3 separate regions of the Mus musculus genome follow, and regions 2 and 3 are each linked to region 1. The links are chromatin loops, found by intact Hi-C in ENCODE. Cell type or tissue: heart. All regions are shown on one strand. Region 1 has its middle 61 kb from the start of F630028O10Rik. Region 2 holds the start of Msn (moesin). Region 3 holds the start of Las1l (LAS1-like (S. cerevisiae)).

The links. Hi-C counts contacts between places; a loop is a spot of excess contacts. Peaks named below come from ENCODE experiments on the same cell type or tissue, not always from the same donor. Only the 100,000 strongest peaks of a DNase experiment are listed, where the experiment ranks them.
Region 2: a loop joins it to region 1, with 2.2 times the contacts of the local background. A loop is called at or near these places in 2 of 42 quality-filtered maps.
Region 3: it touches region 1 in a loop (7-fold over the local background); 2 of 42 quality-filtered maps call a loop at or near these places.

What each region holds. Positions count from the first base shown.
Region 1 is chrX:96,174,934-96,182,933 of GRCm38, reverse strand. No RefSeq gene overlaps it. Among named protein-coding and RNA genes, the nearest start is that of F630028O10Rik, 61 kb to the left of the region's middle. In heart, a CTCF peak has its summit at 4,308 (motif pointing right); no DNase peak of the experiment used is centred here.
Region 2 is chrX:96,092,861-96,100,860 of GRCm38, reverse strand. It overlaps Msn (moesin), which reads right to left and starts at 4,816. Exons shown (of 13, transcript NM_010833.2): 1 at 4,618-4,816. The coding sequence starts at 4,629. In heart, no CTCF peak of the experiment used is centred here; DNase peaks (open chromatin) are centred at 3,800, 4,180 and 4,830; H3K4me3 peaks cover 3,284 bases; H3K27ac peaks cover 2,323 bases.
Region 3 is chrX:95,953,808-95,961,807 of GRCm38, reverse strand. It overlaps Las1l (LAS1-like (S. cerevisiae)), which reads left to right and starts at 4,834. Exons shown (of 13, transcript NM_152822.3): 1 at 4,834-5,150; 2 at 5,808-5,933; 3 at 6,597-6,666. The coding sequence starts at 4,960. In heart, a CTCF peak has its summit at 4,582; a DNase peak (open chromatin) is centred at 4,807; H3K4me3 peaks cover 2,088 bases; H3K27ac peaks cover 534 bases.

The sequences.
Region 1 (8,000 bases):
CATGGCTATTTCTAAAACACTTTTCAACACATTTAATAATGCTGTTTTCTGTTTTAAATAGGTATTGACAATTTTCCAGTTCAATTTATTACTGAAAGCACTTCAGAATTCTAAGGTCTAAGGTTTCTATTTCCTGGAGACGGAAACAGGCCCAGAGTAGAAAAGGTAAAAACCTTACCAGTGACAGAAGACAGAATGTGCTCTGGAAACCAGTTGTTTGCACTCCAGACACCTAGTTCAGAATTTTCAGGAAACTGAGATGGACCACAAAATATAATATTGAATAGCAGTTTAAGACCAAGTCTTTAAGCCAGGTGTGGTTGCACATGCCTTTTATCACAGCATTCTCGAGACAGAGATTGGAAGATGCTTGAGTTTGAGGCCAGCCTAGTCTATAGAGCAAGTTCCAGAACAACCAACACTACACAGAGAAATGCTTGCTCAAACACCGCCCTGCAACCCTCCCCCCCCCCAAAAAAAAACAGTCTCCAGGGGTCCCTGATTTCATATCTCCGTTCTTGCGATTTTGAAGCTGTGTTAGTTTAAGCAATCTATTTACCAGTTTGTTTTCCTTATCTTGTAATGGGAACAACACTGCTTTCTGCCATCTGGAATTGTTGTAAATTTTAAATTAGTTAACATGAAAGAGTCCCTAGGTGCATGTACTGGTATATGCCTATAATCCTATAAACTCAGAAAACTGGGGCAAAGTGGATCATGAGTTTGAGGTGACCCTGAGCTACATAGTTCATTCAAGGCTGCATTACAAACCCTTATATTAAAGAATAACCTCTGACACAGTGATCTACATTTTCTTGTTGGCATGATTATATACAGTTTACTTTAAACCAATGACATGTGAGAAAGCATACCCAGCTAGAAGGTGGCTAAAATGTCAACATAATCACTGATGAGTTTTTATATTGGATAGGATACCTTACTTCCCTGTGCCTTAACTTCTCATCTGTAAATGAGGATAATTCTTAAGAGACAGTAAAGAAATATTACGTATGACTTGCTTCTTGTAAAATAGCAGGTAATGCGCAAGGGTAAGGTGAGTAATGGTTATATATAGCATGGTAGCTGAATGAAAAGAAGGAATACATTCAATCTGAAAGAAAAACAGGCTTGAATGTGTGGATGTTGTTTTCTTTTTCCGCAGTGAGGAAGAATGGAACCTAGGAGAGCAAACTAGGGATTTCCAATCCCCATTATCAGCACAGCCACTTCTTTCCCTCTTGCTAATACCAATACACCCACTAAGTAGCCTCCCTCTCTCTCTCTCTCTCTCTCTCTCTCTCTCTCTCTCTCTCACACACACACACACAAAATCATTCATGATGAATTCAAATGCAAACATCTTCAACAGCTATGTATGTTGTGGTGTTGATGTAGGGGTTACAGGTGTGTGTGGATGGACATGTAGATGTGGGTGTCAGAGGACAACATGGAGGAGTAGATTTCCACCATGTGAACTGCGGGGATCAAATGCAGTTCACTGGACTTTACAACAGGCATGTTTACACACTGAACCATTTCATTGGCCCTGCTACATATTTTTTGACAAATATTTTATTTGTCCTTTGAACATTTCACCCATATGTATGATGCATTTTTCTCTTTTTTAATATTTATTTTTCCATCATACAGTACATCCTGATATATGATGTTTTGATCATAATCTATTCTCACCTTCCCTTCCAAACTCTTCCCTACTCCAACACATCTCCCTCCCACTTCCATATCCTCCTTTAAAAATAACCCAGTGAATCCAATAAATAACCCAATGAATCTGATGAGTGCTGGCCATTTGCACACAGATGTGGAGCTGTCCATGAAGCGTGGCCAACCTACTATCAGCCATATTCTAAAATAAAAGTAGCAATCCCTTTCCCAACTGCAATCAACTGACAATAGCTCCTCAGCTAGAAGTGGCACTTCAGAAGCCCACCCTCCTATCAATGCTGGAGTTCTTATTGGCTTGATCTAGTGCAAGTCTTCTACAGGAAACCACAGAGGTGCAATGTACGTACAGCCATGTTGCATTCAGAGAACAACATTTCAGAACTTTCTTCCTTGTCCTCCAGATGTTACTTACATTCTTTTGACTCCTTCTTTCATAATGTTCCCTTAGGTGGAAGAAGTATCATGTAGATGTTTCAACTATGGCTGGACTCTCACAGTCACTTTCACCACTTTGACCAGTTATGTGTTTCTTCATTATCCACTACCCATTTCTTTTTGTCATATTTATTTTAAATCTGAAGTATACCTTGAGAGTATTAGACATTTTGTACTTAGTCATATATTAAAGAAACCTCTTTCTTGGTTAAGCAGTATGCAGAGAGTAGAGTGGAGGATGAAATACTAAGTGTTCTCAATCAACCCTGCTGTGGGATTCAATAAACAGTTCATGTTTCAAGTAGTTTCTCCTAGGCTAGGAGCCATGTTCCAAGATCAAACTCTATTCACCTACAGTGTCCATCTGCCTTTCCTCAAGCTGCCCTAGCAAAGTACAAATTTTAAGTCAAAGAGTATAATTGTGTATGCAAATGTAGCCTCCTGACAAGCCACCTGCTCACAACCATTGTAACTAGATTTCCTGTTTCTAGGTCTTTTGCATAATAGAAATTCTAAAATCCACAAAAAGGTGGTAGGAAGGACTAAAAAAAATAATCATGGTTACCTATAACTCCCATTGCCCCAAATCTCACAACACCTATGAGTATATCATGCTATCTCCTGACAGCCATATCTTGAACAAATTGTCAATTTGTGCTGTTTGCCTTGTTATTCAGTAACTGGTTTGGACTGAATACATAATTCTTTCCCACTAATAAGGCTAGATTGCCCTACATCCTTCCCTGGGCTAAAATTATTTCTTACCTTTTGTATTTTCCATTTTAACAAGGATATTATTTTTTTAAAGAATGGCTATAATTTAAGCCATTCATGTAATTTTTCTTTGTTGGGGCATTAGTCATAGCAATACAAAATTTCCCCAAGTACGCCAAAGTAATTTCTATTTATTATCTATGTGGGGTATTTTTAGCCTTTCAAGTAAAATATATACCCATACAACATGATTACAGTCTTTAACTACTAATGCAGTCATTATTTTTGTTTATCTCTTTGAAAATATAGTAGCAATAGATTGCATATTTACTCAGAATAATTCTAGAGTAATTATGAATGTGCTTTAAGCTTACTATGAATGATAAATGTAATCAAGGAATATCTTTAAGAATATTCATACTCTTCTCAGAAAAAATCTTTCCTCATATGAACCAGCTCTTTGACAACATAATTGTCAAAATCATAATGGGAGCTATGTATCCTGGCCTGGAGGAAGCAGGGCCCAACTTCAAGCCTGTTATGTTTGCTTTTGTCAACACATCTCACAGATATAGGAACATAGAAATTTATCGTGATGGCGAAGGTAGACTTTACTGAGTTAGAGCAGAAACAAAATCTAAGGCAACCACATACCCCAGCTTTCGGTGGTATTTCCCATCAATTACTATAGAATAAAAAAACAAGCTGAGGTCTGGAGAGATGACTCAGCAGTTAAGAGCACTAGCTGCTCTTCCAGAGGACCCAAGTTCAATTCCCAGCACCCACATGGCAGCTCATAACTCTCTGAAACTCCTATTCCAGGGGATCTGACTCCCCCATTCAGACATACATGCAGGTATAACACCAACTTACATAAAATAAAAATAAATTAACATAAATTAAATACTATTTAAAAAAAACAAAGGCTGATTTTACCCACAAGATAATCTGATGTTCTTCTCAGGAGTACTTCTGACCCAAACAAACAAAAGAAGTCATCCAGGTAATCTTACATCACACACACACACACACACACACAGAGAGAGAGAGAGAGAGAGAGAGAGAGAGAGAGAGAGAGAGACCCTAGAAAATAATTTGGGTATGACCAAAACCACTATCCTAGGTCTAATAAAATCCAGCAAAGATCTCGTATCATGCATACTTTCAACAAAAATATGAGACACCAAATTTATGAGAGAAAAGGATAAACTGAGTGTCTGTGTGGTGGTTTCCCCTATATGGTGGACTGAACATAAAATGTCCCCTGTAGGTCCATATCTTTGAACTTTAGAGGACAATGATGCTGGGGAATGTGGTGAATCCTTTGGTCATGGGATCCAGCTTGCAGATACAGGGATACAGGTACAGGAATAGAGGATTAAAGCTGGCTCCACTCTGAACTGTAATCTCTGATTCATGGTAGGTTGAGATGTAGCAAATCACTCTACAGTCCATGACCACTAGATGGAGCCCAAGCCCCCACATCCCCTCCATCGAGATTCTATGATCCTAATATCCTCTCTCCTCTAAGTTGCTTCTTGTAAGACATTTGAATGCAGTAATGAGAATAGTAGCTGATGTACATATTTCCAGTTTGTCCATGTAGACTTGTGAAAGCATATTTCCAGAGATATATATACTTTAAGCAAATTCTGTTTACATCAATCTCATCAAAATACTTATGTTGTCTGTCAAATTATGCAAATTACCTAGATAAATGGTTTGTGGAGAATAGATGCACACAGTATAGCAATATGTATTTATACATTTTGCTCTGTACCTATTTTATCAATATATTTTATTTTCTCATCACCGTTACACCTATGTAGTTTTCATTAGTACACCTAAGTTTTTAAACTTGCAAACTTGTGTAATGTTTTATTTTGTACAGTAGCCTATAAAATCTTACATATTTTTCTTGTTTGTCAGATAAATTTAGAATTGTTTTCTCTTGCATTTACTTTTATTTACTCCACTTTTCCCCATTCCTTTCCTCCTCCCAGCCTTTCCCAAGCCCCCTCCTGCCAACTCCTTCCATGTTCTAACTACTGTCATATCTCTAGCCCCTCTCTCACTCCCTCTCCTTCCCCTCTCCCTCCCCCTCTCCTCCCTCTTTCTCTGTCTCTGTCTCTGTCTCTGTCTCTGTCTCTGTCTCTGTCTCTCTCTCTCTCTCTCTCTCTCTCTCTCTCTCTGTGTGTGTGTGTGTGTGTGTGTGTGTGTGTGTTTGTGTGTACGTGCGCACACATGCACACATGTACACAAATGTATAAATAAAACCTGCTGGGTCCACTTTTGTTTGTGTGTATATGGTTTCAAATCTGTTCACTTATTTTGGACAACCAATTACGGGACTCATTTCTTTTTTTTTTTAGGTATTTTCCTCATTTACATTTCCAATGCTATCCCAAAAGTCCCCCATACCCTCCCCCCCACAATCCCCTACCCACCCACTCCCCCTTTTTGGCCCTGGCGTTCCCCTGTACTGGGGCATATAAAGTTTGCAAGTCCAATGGGCCTCTCTTTCCAGTGATGGCCGACTAGGCCATCTTTTGATACATATGCAGCTAGAGTCAAGAGCTCCAGGGTACTGGTTAGTTCATATTGTTGTTCCACCTATAGGGTTGCAGATCCCTTTAGCTCCTTGGGTACTTTCTCTAGCTCCTCCGTTGGGAGCCCTGTGATCCATCCATTAGCTGACTGTGAGCATCCACTTCCGTGTTTGCTAGGCACGGGGCTCATTTCTGAGAAGGGCTAACACATTCTTAGCAATCAGCAGTTGCCTGTAGCTCCTTGTTCAGAGGTGGGACCCACCATAAGATAGCCCCCCTTCAGTGTTAGCATATCGATTAATATGCCAACGTTCAGATCTTTTTGATACAGTCATTTCTATGAGAGACCATTTTGTGGTGGATTTCCTGGTATTCTGACTTTTACAATCTTTCTGACCTTTCTTCCGTGAAGTTCCATGAACCATATATGCACAAACTATAATGTAGATGTACACACTGAGGCTGCAATTTCCATTATCTGCTGATCTCTCTGCATTGTGTCCATTTGCAGTTTTCTGTGATGGTCTCCATTGTCTGTGAAGAGAAACTTCTTTGATGAGGGGTGGTAGCTACACTGATTTTGTAAGCATGAGATTTAGAATGTACTTAGGAACTATGCTAATCTAGCAAAGTGATAGTAATAGATTCTCTTGTAATGTCTATGACCAGAAAGATGGCTAGGTTTCTAGTTCCAGGATGGTAAATAGTACTAGGTTTCTAGTACTAGCTGGAACCACCATGTGAGCACCACTTACTGTATCTGTCTGTCTACTTTGCCATGCTGATCATGGTTGTGCTTCATAGCTGTCACAGCTTCCCTCCCTTGGCAGTTTACACATATTTTTTTCTGAAACTACTAAAGCTAGACTGCAAGAAGGAGGCTTTCAGGTTTTATCCAACTCCAATCATCTGAATCCAGTGTCCTAAATGTGCAGCGTCTTCAACAATAGTTTACCTTCAGGCTCTGATAGCCAGCCAAGTCAGTCTGTATTCTTTGGGGTGTCTCTTGGACTGCTTAACCAACTATTCTAAAAGAGATTGCTTGTGCATTATTCTGGGGTTCTTATTAGTCTATGGTTCTTATGGCGAGCATTGTCGGCCCTAGCTGCATAACTTGTGTGTATGCATAAATGTTTTGTGTATGATTTTACACAAATATTTTTAAAAAGATTCCTTGAGGCTTTATCAAGCAACTTTGCTGATATTTCCCCCTTCTTGCTCTTCCATCTGTATGGACCTCTCTCCCTGGTACCCAATTAGAATACTCCTCAGGGTTTTTCCATTTCCTACCTCATATCACCTGTATCCTGCTATTCTCCTCCCAACCCTTCCCCGTGTATGGTCCCCTCATACTTCCAGCTTTCTTTGGTCATCCCATGTACTATACTCGCATCTGGAGATTTGAGGATGAGAACCAGAGATGAGAGAGAACATGCAGCATTTGTCTTTCTGGATCTGTGTTATCTCACTCAGCATATTATTTTCTAAGTCCATCCATTTACATGCACATTTCATGATTTCACGTTTCTTCCCAGAATAGTATTCCATTGTGTGTATGTACCACACCTCCACTAACCATTTATCTTTTGAAGGACATTTAGACTGTTTTTACTCCCTAGCTATTGTGAAGGGCAGAAATGAAAATGGTTAAGCAAGTATCTGTGGAGACAGATGACATCCTTTACATATGTTCCAAGGAGTCGTATTGGTGGGTCAAATGGTGAATTCATTTTTACTTTTATTTTCTGATTATCCACACTAATATGCAGATTGACACACCAATTTGCAATCTGACCAACAGAAATCCTCTCTCCCTTAAACCACATCTACAAAATAAAAATAAAAATGAATTTACCATTTGACCCACCAATACGACTCCTTGGAACATATGTAAAGGATGTCATCTGTCTCCACAGATACTTGCTTAACCATGTTCATTTCTGCCCTTCACAATAGCTAGGGAGTAAAAACAGTTAATCTGAGCCATTCTGGTTGGAGTGAGATGAAATCTCAAAGTTGTTTTAATCTCCGGTTTGCTAATTGCCAAGGATAGTGAACAACTTTTGATGTAGTCCTTAACCATTTTTATTTTTATTTCTTCTATTGAGAACTCTCTGTTTAGATGCCTAGCCCATTTTTTTAAAAAATGGGCTATTTGTTTCCTCAATTCTTTGTTTTGTGAGTTCTCTGCATATTCGGGATATTAATCTTCTGTCAGCAGTATATCTGGCAATGATTTCCTCCCACTCTGTAGGATTCCTCTCCAATAGATTGTTTCCCTATCTGTACAGAAACTTTTTAGTTTTGAGTTCCCACTTGTCAACCATTGGCCTTAATCCCTGATCAAATGGAGTCTTCTTCACAAAGTCCTTTCCTACACCTGAATTTTATAGGCTGCTGCCTGTGATCAAACAAACAAAAGAAGAAATAATGGATTTGTACTGTCGTTTGTTACATAATTTATGAGTATTCTTTGTTTCCCCGTATGGTATCAAGTTGCTGCTAGACTGGCATTCTTGCAACATGAAACATTTCATATTTACTTTTACTTTCAAAGTAGTATAAAATAGTAGGTTTCGCTATAGAATTTTCAAATAATAAATTTTTTCTAGTTGA
Region 2 (8,000 bases), 82 kb after region 1:
GACCACCTTTGTACTGCTAGTTTGTTTGTTTTCCCTCTTTAGGGACAGAAGAATGAGGCAGGGTAGCAGAAAAGATTGTAAGTTAAGAAAGAAGCAAATGATAAACTCAGTTCTATCTTTCAAAGATCATACAGAGTCAGGATCTATCTTGGACGATCAGAGCCTGTATGGCCATGAAAAGCCCAACCCTGACAGTACTGCTGGGAGCCAGATCTCCCCCTCCAGGGACCCTGAGTCTAGAAATTCCAGTGGGGGTAGGGGTAGACTCCCAGGAATATACAATGGAACCTAAGAAAGACTGTTGCTAAGCAACACTATTAGAACAGAGTTCAGAATAATTGTAGCTGTCATCACTTCTCATCCATAGAGAATTAGATTTGGAAGCATGGGGAAAGACTAAATGACCTCTAAATGTCCCTTCCACTTCCACAATCTCATAAAGCAGTTGGATTACAGTAACAGTCCAAAGAAAAGGCACCACCTATTTTTATGTTGTTTTTCTTTTTGGGGGGTACTGTTAGGGTTTTTGGGGGGAGGGAGTTAGACAGCCTTACTCTATATAGCTCAAGCTGGCCTCAAACTCACTACAATCTTCTATCCTCCCAAGTGCTACAATTACAGGCATGAGCTACCATGCCTGGCAACACTTCCCTTACAGGCTGCCATTACAGGCACTTAGAGAATAATGCAGTAGTCAATACCACCCCATCACTGACTGACAGAGCAACCTTCCTCCCAAGATGAAAGTAGAGGCTATTTTGTGCCTTGACTTTTCCCTCTCTGTGCAAGAGATTTTCCATGAATAAGTATAAATGAAATCCCCAAGATGGTACCGGTTCTGTTCTCTACTATCTACACTTTCACAAAGGGTTCAGCAAATTGGAAAATCAAGACTGGAGAGAAGATAGACAAGGTAACACTCATCTGTTATGCTAGTATGAGGGAGGCTGAGGTAGAAAGATACAGAGTTCAAGGTCATCCTTGCCTATATATCTAGTTCAAATCCAAATTGGGCAACATGAGACTCAGTCACAAACAATAAATCAAGTGACTTCCAAGATGGCTCAGAGGGTCACCCACTTACCAGCCAAAGCTGACCACTTTATTCACAGATGCCATAGTGAAGAGAACTGACTCCTGAAACTTGCCCTTTGATGTCCACTGGTGTGTGTGTGTGTGTGTGTGTGTGTGTGTGTGTGTGTGTGTGTGTAGAGAGGCTATATAATTTCATAATTGGTGAGGCAGAAATAGGATTGCCTGGAATCAAGGCTAATTTGCACTGCACAGCATGACTCTGTCTCAAAACAAACAAAACAAAACACCCTCAGGAGGTAGTTCACACCTGTAATTCCAGAAATTCTGAAGCAGAGTCAAGAGGATTGCTGTGAGTTTGTTTGTTTAAAAAAAAAAAAAAGGTATTTTATAGGGCCCTGAGGGCTACACAACAAGAAATTGTTTCCAAAAAGTAGAGAGAGAAGGGGGGATGGAGGGGGTGGCAGCGCAGCAGACAGAGGCAGAAGCCTCCCACACAACCTTCATTCCTGATCCTTTGCCCCACCCTCAAGTCTACAGACAGGGCTGGTTCAAGGGTTAGAAGCCTGAAATTCTGCCCCCTATTAGTCAAGTACCACTTTAGTGCCACTTCAGTGGCTCAAGCAATGCTAGGAATGGCAGGAAAATCAACAGTTCATACAGCCCCTGTTAAAGTTTAGCTGAATGCGGGGCCAGAAGTTTTCAAATACTTCAAAGGAGCTGGGCTCTGTCTATCATGGATGATACTATCCAATAAGCACTGACCACTTTTTCCCCTGACTTGCTAAATCCCAGTAAACCAAACAGGTTTTCCAAGACTGATACCTCCCCCTCAAAAAAAGACCTAACCCCAAGTTGTAGCCTTCCTGTTGGTATGCAACATCACTCATGGCCGGGTCCGTCCTCCTCTATAGCCAGTTTCAATCTAGACAACGGGAAGAGTCGTTCTTGGTAGTATGACAACAAATCCCAGCATTTAGGTGGTGGAAGCAAGAGGATTAGAAGTTCAAGCCTAGCCTGGGATTTATGAGACCCTGTTTCATCAAACCAGTTAAATAAATAAATAAATAAATTGTAACAATAAATCATAAAGTTTGAAATAAAAAACTCAAAATCTTGAAAAATTAATAATCTCTTTTTTAGGTAATCCAAGTGGATCTCCTAAATCTTTGAAATTAAACAAAAAAAAAGTGAAAGTGGAATTGAGAGGGAAAGACCTTCTCCAAAAAAGGTTTATTTATTTTTTTATTTTATGTTCATGAGTGTTTTGGCAGCATGCATGTATACGAAAACTGTGCCTGATACTTAAGGACACCAAAAGAGAGAGTCAGATTCCCTGGAACTGGCATTACAGACAGTTGCAAGCTGTCATGTGGGCACTGAGATCAGAACTTGTGAGAGTGCCTTGTTGGGCAATCTCTCCAGCACCAGGAAAAGCATTTTAAATAGAAATTCTCTTCTCTCCAGAAGGGATAGATGGGCTGGTCACAGGGGAGCCTGTGATCTTAGCACTCAGAGGGCTCTGTTGAGATGGCTAGGAGCTGGAGACCAACCTCTGCTACAACAGTATAGGACCTTGTCTTGAAAAACATCAAAGACCAGACTTTGGGAACTAGCAACCAGAGACAGTCCAAAAAAGGTGTATTTCAACATATTTAAAGTAGGCTGCCTGCTAGAACAAATTAGCTTTAACAGCGAAACTGACTTTCTCTAACACAAACGAAGAAATCTGATTTTACACTACTATTTCGTATCTTTCATAATTTAGAAATGGTTGAGTACACGGTACAGAAGGAGTGGAAGCCGGGTTTAGTGGTGGCTACAATCCCTGCACTTGAGAAGAACTACTTCCAAAAGAGTTTTTAAGTATATCTCAGGCTACAATGTGAGTTCAAACCAGCCTTGGCTAGAATCAAACCCTCTATCAAAACAAATGAACAAGCCAGGCATGATGGCTCAAGCCTGTAATCTCAGCACTGTGGAGGCTGAAGCAGGAAGACTGGCAAAAAAAAAAAAAAAAAAAATCTGAAAGCCACCTACATTACATCGGGAGTCCCATGCCAGCCTAGGTTATAGGGTAAGATCCTGCCCAAGTAAAAAGCCCCGAAATGGAATACATGTGATAAGAAAACAGAAGGGAAGACAACTGAGGGGAGGAAGGAAACCTGCCTGCCGAACGGAAGTCTTGGGGTGAAGGAGGCGACAGGAGGGCAGTGGAGGAGGGGAGCAAATTGTAATTTCACATATGTATATACTTTCACAAAGTATACTTTTATATAAGACCAGGAGACTCTCTCAAAAAATAAAAAATAAAAAAAAGAAAAGAACCCCCCCAAAAAAAAACCCCACCTTGGTATTTCTTAAGAACAGAGTTCTGAGAAGGCAAGGACGATTAGGCAGTGTAGCTAGAATACAGTAAGGGTAGCAAGGAAACTTCAATATAGACACAAAGACCTCCTGTATCTATTCACTCTCCTCTCTTCCGAGGCACCCTCATCCCTTCTCCAGCATCCTAGTCACTGTCTCAGTTCTACCAGGCTCAGGCAGTACTAGAGAGATGGGTAGGCTAGCAATATACAACATGGGAGCCCAGCAAGCCCCATTACCTAAGAAACATAATTCACGGTGGTCATAGGGCCTTCATGAGCAAGGACCTGGCGTGACTTGCACAAAAGCAAGCAGAGCTCATTAGTCAAGCACATACCCCTCCCCCACCCCTCCCTACTGGGCATCCGGCCCCCCTAGGCCTCACTCCCTGGAGGCTTCTGCGAGCAACAGCCAGTGGGGTGGAGACCAGATCTCAAATCAACCACCACACTAGATAGGTGTGGCCCCCACAGGAGAAAACCTATACCTCACAAAACGGTCCTGAGGGGATAGAGAGGCACTATGTCTGACAGGGATTTAATAGAGGAAGAGAAACCTGCCCTGTCTTCCAGTGGGTTGTGTGGGCCCCTCCACAGACTTGTGCCTAATGAAGTGTTTGTACCCCTGGGTAAAGTAACCCAGTTGATGAGACCCTTCACAAATCTTCATTTCCCTGGGGAAAGCAGTTGGGGCTAAGACGCGGTGGAAGGGGACAGAGCAGAAGTGGGGTAGAAGAGGGGCGGTTATGGGAAAGGTGGATGGGTGTGCGGGATCCGCCCTGGGCAACTTCCTCTCTCCTCCCCGCTTCTCTGTAAGCTTGGGGGCTCTTCTGAGACAGTGATAGCTTTGCTACAGAAAGGCGCCAATTCCTGGGCCGGGGAAATGTTCTCAAAAGTAAAGTCGTTTCCCCAGTTCCCAACGACCCTTTAGAATAGGGGATTGATCCAGTCCCTCAAAGAGTTTCCACTGTCTCATCCCAGAGGCGGGGAACTGGAACCCGAGAAAGGCTGGCTCCTCCTTATCCACACTTCTAGTTTGTACACCCTGTCACCCTCTAGAGCGCTCAAATTAGGGCTCCACTATCTTCTCCTTCCTAGGGCCTTAGTGGACAGCCCAGCATCCCCGGCAGGCCTGTGAGCAACCAAGCCCGAAGCCATAAAGTGGCAAGGGTCAAGCTTGGAGCCCCCAGGGCCGACCGCGCTAGTTGTCGGCACTCACCGTCTTCGGCATGGTGGCGGCAAGGGCAGAGGAGTTGGTGAAGTTTGGCTGGAAACTGTCGGGCTGCTCTGAGCGCGCAGTACACTTCGGCAAGGACTCCGGAGAACCGGGTGCTCAGATTGGGTCCCACTCTAGCGTTGGGCGACTGCTCCGCTTCCTGCTAACGGGCCACGACTTTACAAACCCCACCCAGGAAAGAGCCGCCCCCGTTGCGCTGCTCGCTCCTTTATGTGGCCGGGCTTCCGCGCCTCTCCCCGCCCTCCCGCCAGCCTGCCCGCGGCTTCGGGCATCGCCCCGCCCAGCCCGGCCCAGCCCAGAGAGGCTACTCTGGCCACGTGGGGGGCCAGGCTCGGGGCCAAAACTCCCCAAGGACTCCCACTCCCCACTAGTGCCCACTCTGCCCCCTCCCACCTTTCCTCACTGCCCCCCTCCCTCCAAGTTTCGACCATCTGACTCCGCCCCCAGTCTGAGCCAGAGCTTGACTGGGGGGCCACACCCTAGCAGATGCTTTTCAGCCCTGAACCATGAGTTACCAATGTTGGGAACCCGTTGCCTAGTAGAACTGCTGAGTTCCCTCTCTAGGAAGCCTTGTTGGTTAGAAAGTTCCCGCTTGTGGACATTTGAACTCCTCTTTTTCTCTGTGACCTCCAATCATGCCACACCTAAGTTCCCTGGGACCACAACAAATCCTCTGCTGTCCATAGCAGCTCCTGAGAGTTCTGCTACTCCTCAGGAAACTTCTGGGCTAAACTTCAGCTCCTCCTCAACAGTTCACTCCCTTCTAGAGGACTCATTTAACCTGTGACATTTCCTTCGACCTTGTATTTATTTGTTTGTTTGTTTGTTTGTTTGTTTATTATTTATTTATTTCATTTTCTCCAGAACTGGGATCCTTTTCCAATTATCTGTCTTCTATGTTCACTTTCAGTCCTCCAATTCCCACTCTCCTCACATCAGTGTCTTGGTCTTTTCCTTAGTCCTTCCCCAACATTTTGGATTTGTTTTGTCTGTCACCAGAGCTGGCTCTAAACTCATTATTTAGCTTAGGTTTGTCTTGAACTCTCAGTTCTAAGACACTGGCTTAGGTTTGTCTTGAACTCATAATCCTACTACCTCAACTAGATTGCAGATGTCTGACACCGGTTCTATACATTCACTTGCTTTGACACAGCGCACTAACAGCAGCCAGTTGACTTGCATTCCCAGTCCTCCTGTTTCTACCACCTTAGTGCTCAGACAATACCAGGCAGACATTCACTTTTTGATAAGAGTATAAGACTCTCGGGTGATATATGCCCTCCAGTTCTGGCAACTGTGCAGGAGCATGGGTTGTGTGTCTTTCATGAAGTAAATTACCATATACCTCAGTGATGGAGAGTCAAACACAGAATAGTGGAAAGGACACCTCAACACTCACCAGGCTTCAGATCATTGTTTCATCATGAACTCAGCCTGTGTCCTCTGCACTTTCTTGGGTAATTCCCTTCCCCCCTCTAGTATTGAGTTTCCCCTTCCTTAACAATGACCAAACTACAGGGTTTCCAAGGTTCTTTCCCATCCAAACATTACAAAAAGAGGAGAAAGAAGTAGCCTATTCAGTAGCCTACAACATAAAGGTTGTATAAAGTCTTGCATTTACACTCATGAGCCAACATGCCTCTATTTCTGTCACTGATACCGCAGTTCATTGACAGGTGGGGGGGGGAAAAAGAACGTTCTCTGTCAAAACCCAAGTATTTGCCTCAAGGAAAAATAGCACCTTTCAGAAGACTTCAGTAGCAGGAGTAGACATGGTAGCCAATCAATCCTTGATACTGCCATGGCCCATGGACCCTCCACCCAATTCAACCTCCCAAATTTAAAGGAACTCACTGATTTCTTCATTCATGTTCACCTAGAGCCTAAAAGATCTTGGCACTAAAATAAATACCTAAAATAAGTCCACTGCAGACTAGTTCAACTTTCTGGAACGTGGAAATCCCCAGTATGTAATTCCCTAACCCCTATGTGTGTGTGCACATCCCCAGCCATGCCACATCCTCCCGTTTACTCCCTGCAATCACATGCAGAAAGGAAAGCTGGGTAGCATGTTAAGGAGCTGAGCAAACCACTAAAAAGCTAAGGGAGGCATAGGAAGCCAAGTGGAGAGAAAAGGATGCCCTAGGGTGTGGGAAAGTAGAAGAGTGAAGGAAGTAGGAGGCTTAGACCTAGAGAATGAGAGATTGCAAATAGTAAAAGTACCAAAAAATGATGGTTAAAATCAGGGCGAGGTGGGGGGAGAACCAGTGAAGTAATACCCCACCTTCCCACTTCACCACACAGAAGCTGCTTAAAGTAGCAATGGTTACTGTGGTCAAGCAACTGGATATTACTGGGATGTTAGACTTGAAATAGTCTATCTTCAGTGCAAAGCAGAGGCAGCTGTGGTGTTTTGCTGTTCTTCACTATAGACAGGGATATTATTCATCTTATTCCTGCCTTTTTGTATGCCATTCCATGTTTACATGATCGATACTTCTATTCTATCCCCCCATCCAACCTCTTATTATGGTCATATGTGATCTGACCATATTAATCCCTACAATTAAGTTTAGAAATGATCTGGCTTATGCCAGTCTGTGAGGAGAAAAAGACATAGAAATAAAGTCTGGACATCCACACATAGATTGGCTCCCTTGGGGGGAATAGGGAACATGAACAGATTTGGGATTTTTAGATGTGCTAAATTCCTAACATTCAAGGAATGCTAGGCAAGTGTGTTATTAAACAGTAAAGCAAGGTAGGGTCACGAGGAGGAACATTCTAGATCCAGTGTCCAAGAAAGCTGGAGACATCACGGTGAAGGGACGGGAGATTGAGCAAGGAGATTTAGGGGCTGGAGAGTTGGGTCCATTGGTAAACTTATTACACAATAAGCATGAGGGCTTGACTTCGAATGTCACCATCCACCTAAAAGACTGGCAAGGAGGTATATGAGGATAAGGATGGGACAGAGACAAGTAGATTCCAGAAGCTTTTGGCCAGCCAACCAACCTGGAGACTTAGTGAGCTCCAGGATCAGCAAGAAATCTTGTGGTAGACTTTAGCATGAATCAGCCTGGCTAGTCTAGCTAAAAAAACTTATCACAGTTCCATGGTTCTGATCACCAAAATTTGCACTTATACTATTGCAATGTCTCCTTCCCTACATTCAACCTCACCCATTTCCCTGCCTCTTTTCCTTCACTCTTCAACCTTCCTCCACTGTTTGGCATCCTTTTCCACTCCACTTGGATTCCTATGCCTCCCTTTTAAAGTAGTTTGCTCAGCTCCTTGACATGTTAGCCAGATGTTCTTTGTGCATGTATTTAAGGGGAGTAGATGAGTGGATGTGGTGTGTGTAC
Region 3 (8,000 bases), 220 kb after region 1:
CAAGTGATCCAAAAAACTTGTCTTTGGGGTACAGGAGAGTTTTCTAAACATCATCAGTTCGCCCATCAATTTAGTTTTCCAGTCTCTAATCATTCACAAGTTACCCCATTGGATGGATGTGTCCAAGTATGCAATGAGAATCCTGTGCCCTGGTTTCCAGAATGGAATTCCCATGCCATGGTTCTAAAGAATTCTGTGCCTCTGAATGGATGACCTAAGGTGCTTGTCGACTTGTCTTAGAGGTGGCCACCTGGCCTGGATGAAGATAACTTAGGTGCCCAGGGCCATGTAGGAGGAATGGCAAATGGCTTTAGAACTCATGGAATTTGGCTCACAGGTTACCACAGTCACATGGGTGAGCCTTGGTGTGGTAAAGCCCCAAGGACCACGTGCCCTGAGGACTTTATGCTGTTACAGAGTTCTGCTCTGCTTGCTGCCCTCATATCCCTCTTCATCTAAGAACTGTATGAAAACTTTAAGGGGGCTTCCAGCCCCTCACTGGGCAGTATCTCTGGCACTCACAGTACAAATGTTTGGTCTCTTTCAGGCACTGCTGCTGGAGCAGATTAATGATTCTATCACCACCCTAGGAAAGAACTTAGAGATGCAGATTGTCAGCAGTTACCACGATTCTTAGAAAACATTTGGAAAAATAAAGTTGTTGGTGAAACTAGGTTGAGATATTTTTGATACTGGCTGATATAAAATAATCTTAGGAAACAATCTGAAGTTCAGAAAGGCACACTCATATTAGTTATGCTAGGGACCTAAAGGTCAGGGAACAATGGCAGCACTGGCTGACGTGACTCTCACTGAGGCTGGACTGGTGGTAATTGACTTCTTATTCTCAGTTTTGCCCTCAGCTTCCTGATACAGTATAAGAATTGCTGATGAATAGATATGTATTTTAAGGATTTATGATAGATATGACTGCTTTTCATATAAAAGTTTAGATTTGTGATTCTTTTAAGATTCTCACAATATTACTTTAAAGATAAATAATAAAATAACTACTCTTTTCTTTGTAACCACAAATTGCATCCTGCCAGTAAGAGAAACTGGCTGAGCAAACTCCCTTGCTTACTCACACTTTGTTAATCTATAACAAGTTGCTTAGTTACGAATGTATGTGGCTTTGGGGGAATAATTTGTTTTCTTTACCTGTACTATCTAATGTTATTTCTTGTAAAGGTATTGGAAAACCCATTGTATTTTCATAACCATTTACTAGAAGAAAACTAAAACCTCAGCACATTGTAATTGTATATTGCTTGAAAGATTTTGTTGGGATGTATAAGCTATGGAAGAAAGAATAAAGTATGAGGGTTGAAACACTCATCAACTATGTGTATGTGTAAGATTTACGTATATGGTGGGTTGATGGGTTGGTGCATTGCTCCTTCCATCCAGCAATTGTGTGTGTGTGTGTGTGCGTATACACAGATATATACACATTCACACATGGAATGGTTAGAGCAAGGGTCCAACAAGCAGACTCCAAACATTTCACACATACATACATAAATTAGCAGGTGGAGCAAGCTCCAACACACACCCAGACATGCTATGTGGTGTGTGTGTGTGTGTGTGTGTGTGTGTGTACGTGCACGTGTATACTGATTACTTGTGTTAGTGATTTCTTTGAAAATATTAGGAGGCGGGGTTGGAGAGATGGCTCAGTGGTTAAGAGCACCGACTGCTCTTCCAGAGGTCTTGAGTTCACTTTCCAGCAACCATATGGTGGCTCACAACCATCTATAATGGCATCAGATGTCCTCCTCTAATGTGTCTGAAGAGAACAACAGTGTACTCACATAAATAAATCATTTTTTTAAAAAAGAAAAATAATATTAGGAGGGATTTGTTAATTTAAGGGGTGTCAAGGGTCTCTTAGACAATGAAACACTAAGAGCTCATCTAGCTTAAAAAAAATAAGGAAACCTGCTGGGAGCCAGGCCCATCCATGGCTCTCTCAGGTCCTGATGAAAAGACAAGGGGCCTACTTGGCAGGGTCCTTTCTGGGCCTGGGGGCAGGGCCTCAAAGGAGTCAGAGTTGCAGTTTCTGGGATCTGGGCATGCCGTGTTCTCTTTGTCATCATTGTATCGTTTAGCTTTCTGGGGACCTTGACTATCCCTCTCTCCTGCCAACAGTAAGTATGAAGTTGTGTGGCTTAGGAAACTGGCTTGAGCAAGACCTCCTGATCCCAAATTTTCTCTTACCTTTATTTCCTGCTCCTTCCCCTCAGAGACCTTTACTCAAGAACAACTTCCTGGTCCAGGTCAGTAGAAGCAGGAAGGCAGAGTCAGGTAATGAGGCAAAAAGTCAGAGGAGAGGGGAAGAGGTGATTGGAGAAGGCAAAGAGGTCGAGGGGCAGAGGCAGAGCAGCAAAAGCATTTGTAGACAGGAAGAGGCAGAGTGGGAGACACAGAGTAGTACAGGGAGAGGCAGAGATATGGAGGCAGAGGAGCGAAGGAGCATGGATGCAGAGAGGCAGAGGCAGAAATGTACAGGCTGAGTGACAGGCAGAGGTTCAGAGGGGTGAAGTGGAAGAGGTAGAGCCCGAGGGGCAGAGAAACAGTAGAGGCAGGCAAGCACTGGCAGAGGGAGAAGCAAAGCGGCAGAGGGGAGACTTAGAGAGGCAGGGGTGAAAAGGCAGAGAGACAGGGTGGAGAGGAGGTGGAGGCAAAGAGGCAGAGGGGAAGCTGCAGGGGTGGGGAGGCAGTGCTATAAGGAGAGAGTTCAAAATGCACAGGCAGGGCGTGGGGAGGGTATAGGGAACTTTCGGGATTGCATTTGAAATGTAAATGAAGAAAATATCTAATAAAAATTGTTTTTGAAAAAAAGAAAAAAAAACAAAGACAAAACCAAACCAAAACAAAAAAGAAATGCACAGGCAGAGGCAGAGATTAAGAGAGGCAGGAACAGCCGTGGGCACCAGCACACACTTGGTACCCAGATATATATGCAAACAAACACTCAGACACATAAACTAAACCTTGATATCAAAAAGAAAATCCAAGAAACACCACAGTAATGCCTTTGTTTAGGAACCATCTGATAAATATGAAACATAGTGGGGATAACTGTTGGGGATAGTGTATTAAACACTGGGGTCTCTTGTTTTTATAGTTCTCATGGTCTTAAGTAGTGTAAACAGGGAGAACACAGCTCCGTATCTGAGAATTTTAAACTGAGACTAGCCTTAGAGTTACACATAACTTAAGAAAACATGTTTTCTTAATTCTTTAGAGTTTTTAATTATATGTATTTGTGTTGGGGTATGTTATATGAATCCAGGTGCCAGATGAAGCCATTGGTGTTTGGTGTCTGTGGCACTGGAGTTAACAGGTGATCTGCACTCCAGTCTTCTGCCATTTGAACAATGGAACCACCTCTGGCTCATTTACCTCCTTTCTTAGCAGTCCCATACGAGGCCACAGGGCTGAGCTTCAGTGTCCTCACTGGTAAATTAATAAAGACAAAACCAACTTCAGTAAAATGACAAAATGCACAGGTCAACTAGAAGAATTATTTTATTTAGGCTATCGTCATAGGGAGAATACTTAAAGAACAACACAATAGATGGCTTTGTAGTGGGAGATAAACATGAAAGTCATTCATGAGTGTTATGGGGAGTCATATGAAAGCAAGGGAAAGAGTATTAACTGAAAGCATTTGCACAGGGATGTGGTAGATAACTGGAGTCTAGACTAATAACCTCAGGAAAGGGGCAGAGACTTGTCCAAGGTCACATTGATAGTGGCAAAGGAAAGGTAAGACTAGAACCCTGATTCTATACTCTCAAGATAATTCTAATTCCAGTCATTCAGGCCTTAAATCACTGTGCAACGGGCATCTATCAGCTTACATATTTCTTAGTAATGCTTTTATTTTAAAAAAGATTTATTTATTTATTTATTTATTTATTTATTTATTTATTTTATGTATATGAGTACACACTGTAGCTGTACATATAGTTGTGAGCCTTCATCTGATTGTTCGGAATTGAATTTAGGACCTGTGCTCGCTCCAGTCAACCTGCTTGCTCCTCTAGACCTCGCTTGCTCCAATCAACTCCGCGAGCTCAGTCCCTGCTCCCCCAGGTCAGCCCTGCTCTCTCAGTCCCTGCTCAGTTCGGCCCAAAGATTTATTTACTATTATTATAAATAAGTACACTGTAGCTGTCTTCAGACGCCCCAGAAGAGGACATCAGATCCCATTACAGATGGTTGTGAGCCACCATGTGGTTGCTGGGATTTGGACTCAGGACCTTCGGAAGAGCAGTCAGTGCTCTTACCGCTATTTAACATATAAGATAGTGGGTTCCGTTATGACATTTTCACGCATGTACTTTGCTCATATTAACTTCCTGCCCCTATTATCATCTTTTACTGGTTCTGACCCTTCTCACACTGTTCTCTTTCCTTCCTCCTAACATGCTGCTATTAATTTACTCAGTACTTGTCAAGAAAGCCGATTTTGTTCTACCAAATCTTAAAGCCAAAAACCAAAAAAAAAAAAAAAAAAAAAAGAACCTTGAAAGCACCCTAAGTACTGTAATCGAGAGCAATTCTTCCGTAGACCGCCAAGGGGCGCAAAGCTTTGTTTTGTTTTGTTTTTGTTTTTCTCCTTAAAGTCCATACACGCTGGGACAGACGACGCTCAACAAGACAGGAAATTATGGGAACCTAGAAGCTGAAAGGACTGTGTTTCTGGGTAGGCGGCTTTGTGAATGAACGCTTCCGGCAGCGAGCGGTGCCAGAATTCCGCACGTCAGACCTGTGTCCCACGTTCCTATTGGCTACAGTCACGTTGAGAGGCGGGCTGACGTCGGGGTCATATTCTCCAATTGGCTAATGGTGTGCCGTTTGGAGCAAGGGCAGTGTGTAGCGCAGCATGCTGCGCACTTCAGTTGAGGTTGGGAATCCGGGCGGAGACCTGCTCTTGGCTCCCAGGGCATGGATCGCGTGTGGCGTGCGTGGGACGGGCAGTCCTTCAAAGAGAACCAGCCTGAGTCGCCGAGTGCCAGGGGTATCGTCGTCTCTTGGCTCAGCAGGGCTGAGTGGGAGCAAGTGACGGTTTATCTGTTCTGCGATGATCACAAGTTGCAGCAGTATGCGCTGAACCGAATTACAGTATGGAGGAGCAGGTAAGGCGGCCGGGTCAACCCTCCTGCCTGGGCGCTGGTGGTGCCTCACTCCTTCCTTGGTCGAATTCCCCTACGGCCACATCTTCTATAGCCTTCCCTGAAATTGCCTTATGGTGCCTCTCTCCTAAGTGCCTGGGGAAAAGTTGCAGCCATGCTCCTGTACTCGTCGAAGGAAAACAGGGCGTACGTTCCAATAATATTTTTGTGTCTGTGAGGTTTAAGTTTTATGTCCAAAATAGAGGGAACCTGAGCCCGGGACTAAAAGAGTAGGTTGATATGTTAGGGTGGCTTTCTGGTTCCAGTTAGGGATTGGACTGTCACCGTTTAGGTTAGATTCAGGATTGAGAAGGCTCAGTTCGTTTGATGGGGGCGGGATATAGAGATTTGGGGTTCCCATACCTAAATAATTTGAGCGGGGAGAAAACGGACTGTGTCCACACAACTGTTGATGTCCTGTTCACCCCAGCCAGCTTCTCAATTCCTTTATTATTGTTGGATCCCGGGGACTTGACCCCGTCTTTTCCACAGGGTTTTGTATCTCCGTGCACTTTTCAGTATGTAGGGGGGGGGTGGGGGGTGTATAGTACAACGACCAAGCTTCTCTGGTAGAGGATAGAACAATGTACTGATTTTTATGATGGTGCTGTGGCCCTTTAGGTTAGGCAACGAACTGCCCCTGGCAGTGGCTTCTACTGCTGACCTGGTAAGATGCAAGCTCATCGATGCAGCCGGTACCTTGGGCACTGATGAACTTAGACTGCTCTATGGCATGGCATTGGTCAGGTAAGACCTGCACAGGGTAAGACTGGGGTGTTGGCTTTGGGAACTGGTAAACATGGATTCGGGTACTACCTGAAACAAAAAGCCACGGATGGGCCTTTGTGGGTGAATCAACCTCTGAGTTTTGTTTTTGTTTTTGTTTTTTTAACGTGGCCATGACTATGTCTTGTTCACAGGTATGTCTTGTCCACACAACCCTCTTTCCCTTTTCCAGAAAGTTTTTTCTCTTCTGTTCTTCCTTCCCTTCTAGAATGTGTAGGAGGTATGAAATTCAGAATATTTCATACATGTTGGGGGGAGGGCTACTACTGAGTTTTCTCATGTGACAAAGCCTTGTTCAATCTGTTTGGATGTCTCTCCCTTTGTCCTCTGTTTCTGTCACTTATCTGTGTTCCCCATATTATTTCATGTAGTCATTTATTCTGACATCTACAGCATATTGTGTTCTACATATGTCATGATTATTCTAGACCAAATTTGCCAAGACCAGAAGTGTCTTATTTGTCTGTGTTGTTTCCCTTAGTAAATGTTGGGGTGGGTAGGGACTATCCCTGCTCTGGCTGACACCAAGCATAAGAATGGGGAAGTCAGTAGAAAGGTACTTCATAAGGAATTTTGAGTAAAACAGTTTTTTGGACTATGCCACTTATGTCTCTCCCAACCCAGGTTTGTGAATCTTATCTCAGAGAGGAAGACAAAATGTTCTAACCTTCCCCTCAAATACCTGGCTCAGGAGGTATGTGCGAAAGGTTGCATTGCTCATTCTCTTTTTCTAGGAGGGCTTCCTAAGTAGGTCATGGGGTAAGGTATGCAAATCAACCAGTTTAGCTCATCACTACCAGATAAGCCAGTAGAAGCTTTAGGCCCTTAGCTTTCAAGTTTTTGGTGGTTGTTAACTCATGAAATAGTATGTTCCACGAGGGCACGTGTACATATATTACTGCTATAGTTGTTTTTTATTTGCCCTTCTCTGCTTTCCACTCCTATCCACCCTCTTTCAAATAACCCTTCCTGTTGTGTGCATGTCACACTCCATTAGCTTTCCTTGCTCTCCTTGTCCCTTTCGTTAGCCCCCTTCCTCCCTTGCCCACACTCCTCTTTCTCTATTCTTTGCCCTAAACATATATACACACATATACAAATTTACATCTAGATTCTGCATGTGAGAAAAATTTTGAAACACTTGTCTTTCTGAGTCTGAGCCTGGCTTATTTTGTTTGCTTCACATACTGATCTTCAATACCTGAATATACCATACCAGCATTTACTGTTGCTTATTTTTTTTTAATAATACCAATCTTGACTGGGCTGAGATCAAATCTTGAAAAAGTTTAATTGGTATTTCCTTTTTTGTTTTTTTGTTTTTTGTTTGTTTGTTTTTTTCAAGTCAGGGTTTCTCTGTGTAGCCCCAGCTGTCCTGGAACTCACTCTGTAGACCAGGCTGGCCTCAAACTCAGAAATCCACCTGCCTCTGCCTCCCAAGTGCTGGAATTAAAGGTGTGTGCCACCACGCCCCGCTAATTGGTATTTCCTTAATGACTAAGGCTGTTAAGCACTATTTCAAATATTTATTGACCATGCATGTTTCTTTGGGAACTATATATTAGTACATTTATTGATTAGGTGATGTTTTATTGTTTAATTTTTTTGGATTCTTTATTACTAATGATCTGTATGATATACACTTGGCAGATATTTTTCTCGAATTTTCTAAGCTGTGCTATCTCTTTGCTCTGTTATTTTCTTTGATGTGCAGAAACTTAAAGAATGTCATGCAATCCATTTGTCGAGTCTCAGGATTATTTCTTGTGCTGTTGGAGTGGAGTCCATACCGGAAAGGTTTTGACTGGACGGTTGAATGTCCGGTTTTAAAGAGGATTGCTCCCTTATTTCTCCTTACTTGCATTTCCGTGGGCTTGGCTGGCTCTGCTAGTTTGCAGTGGCCCAGTGAAAGTGAGGAGCCTGACTATGCCACTGGCTAGGGACACAAAAGAGTAACAGTCGAATGCCTGCCCTCAGGGAGCCGGCAATCTGAGGAAAGAAACAGCTCACCCAAGCAGCAAAATAAAT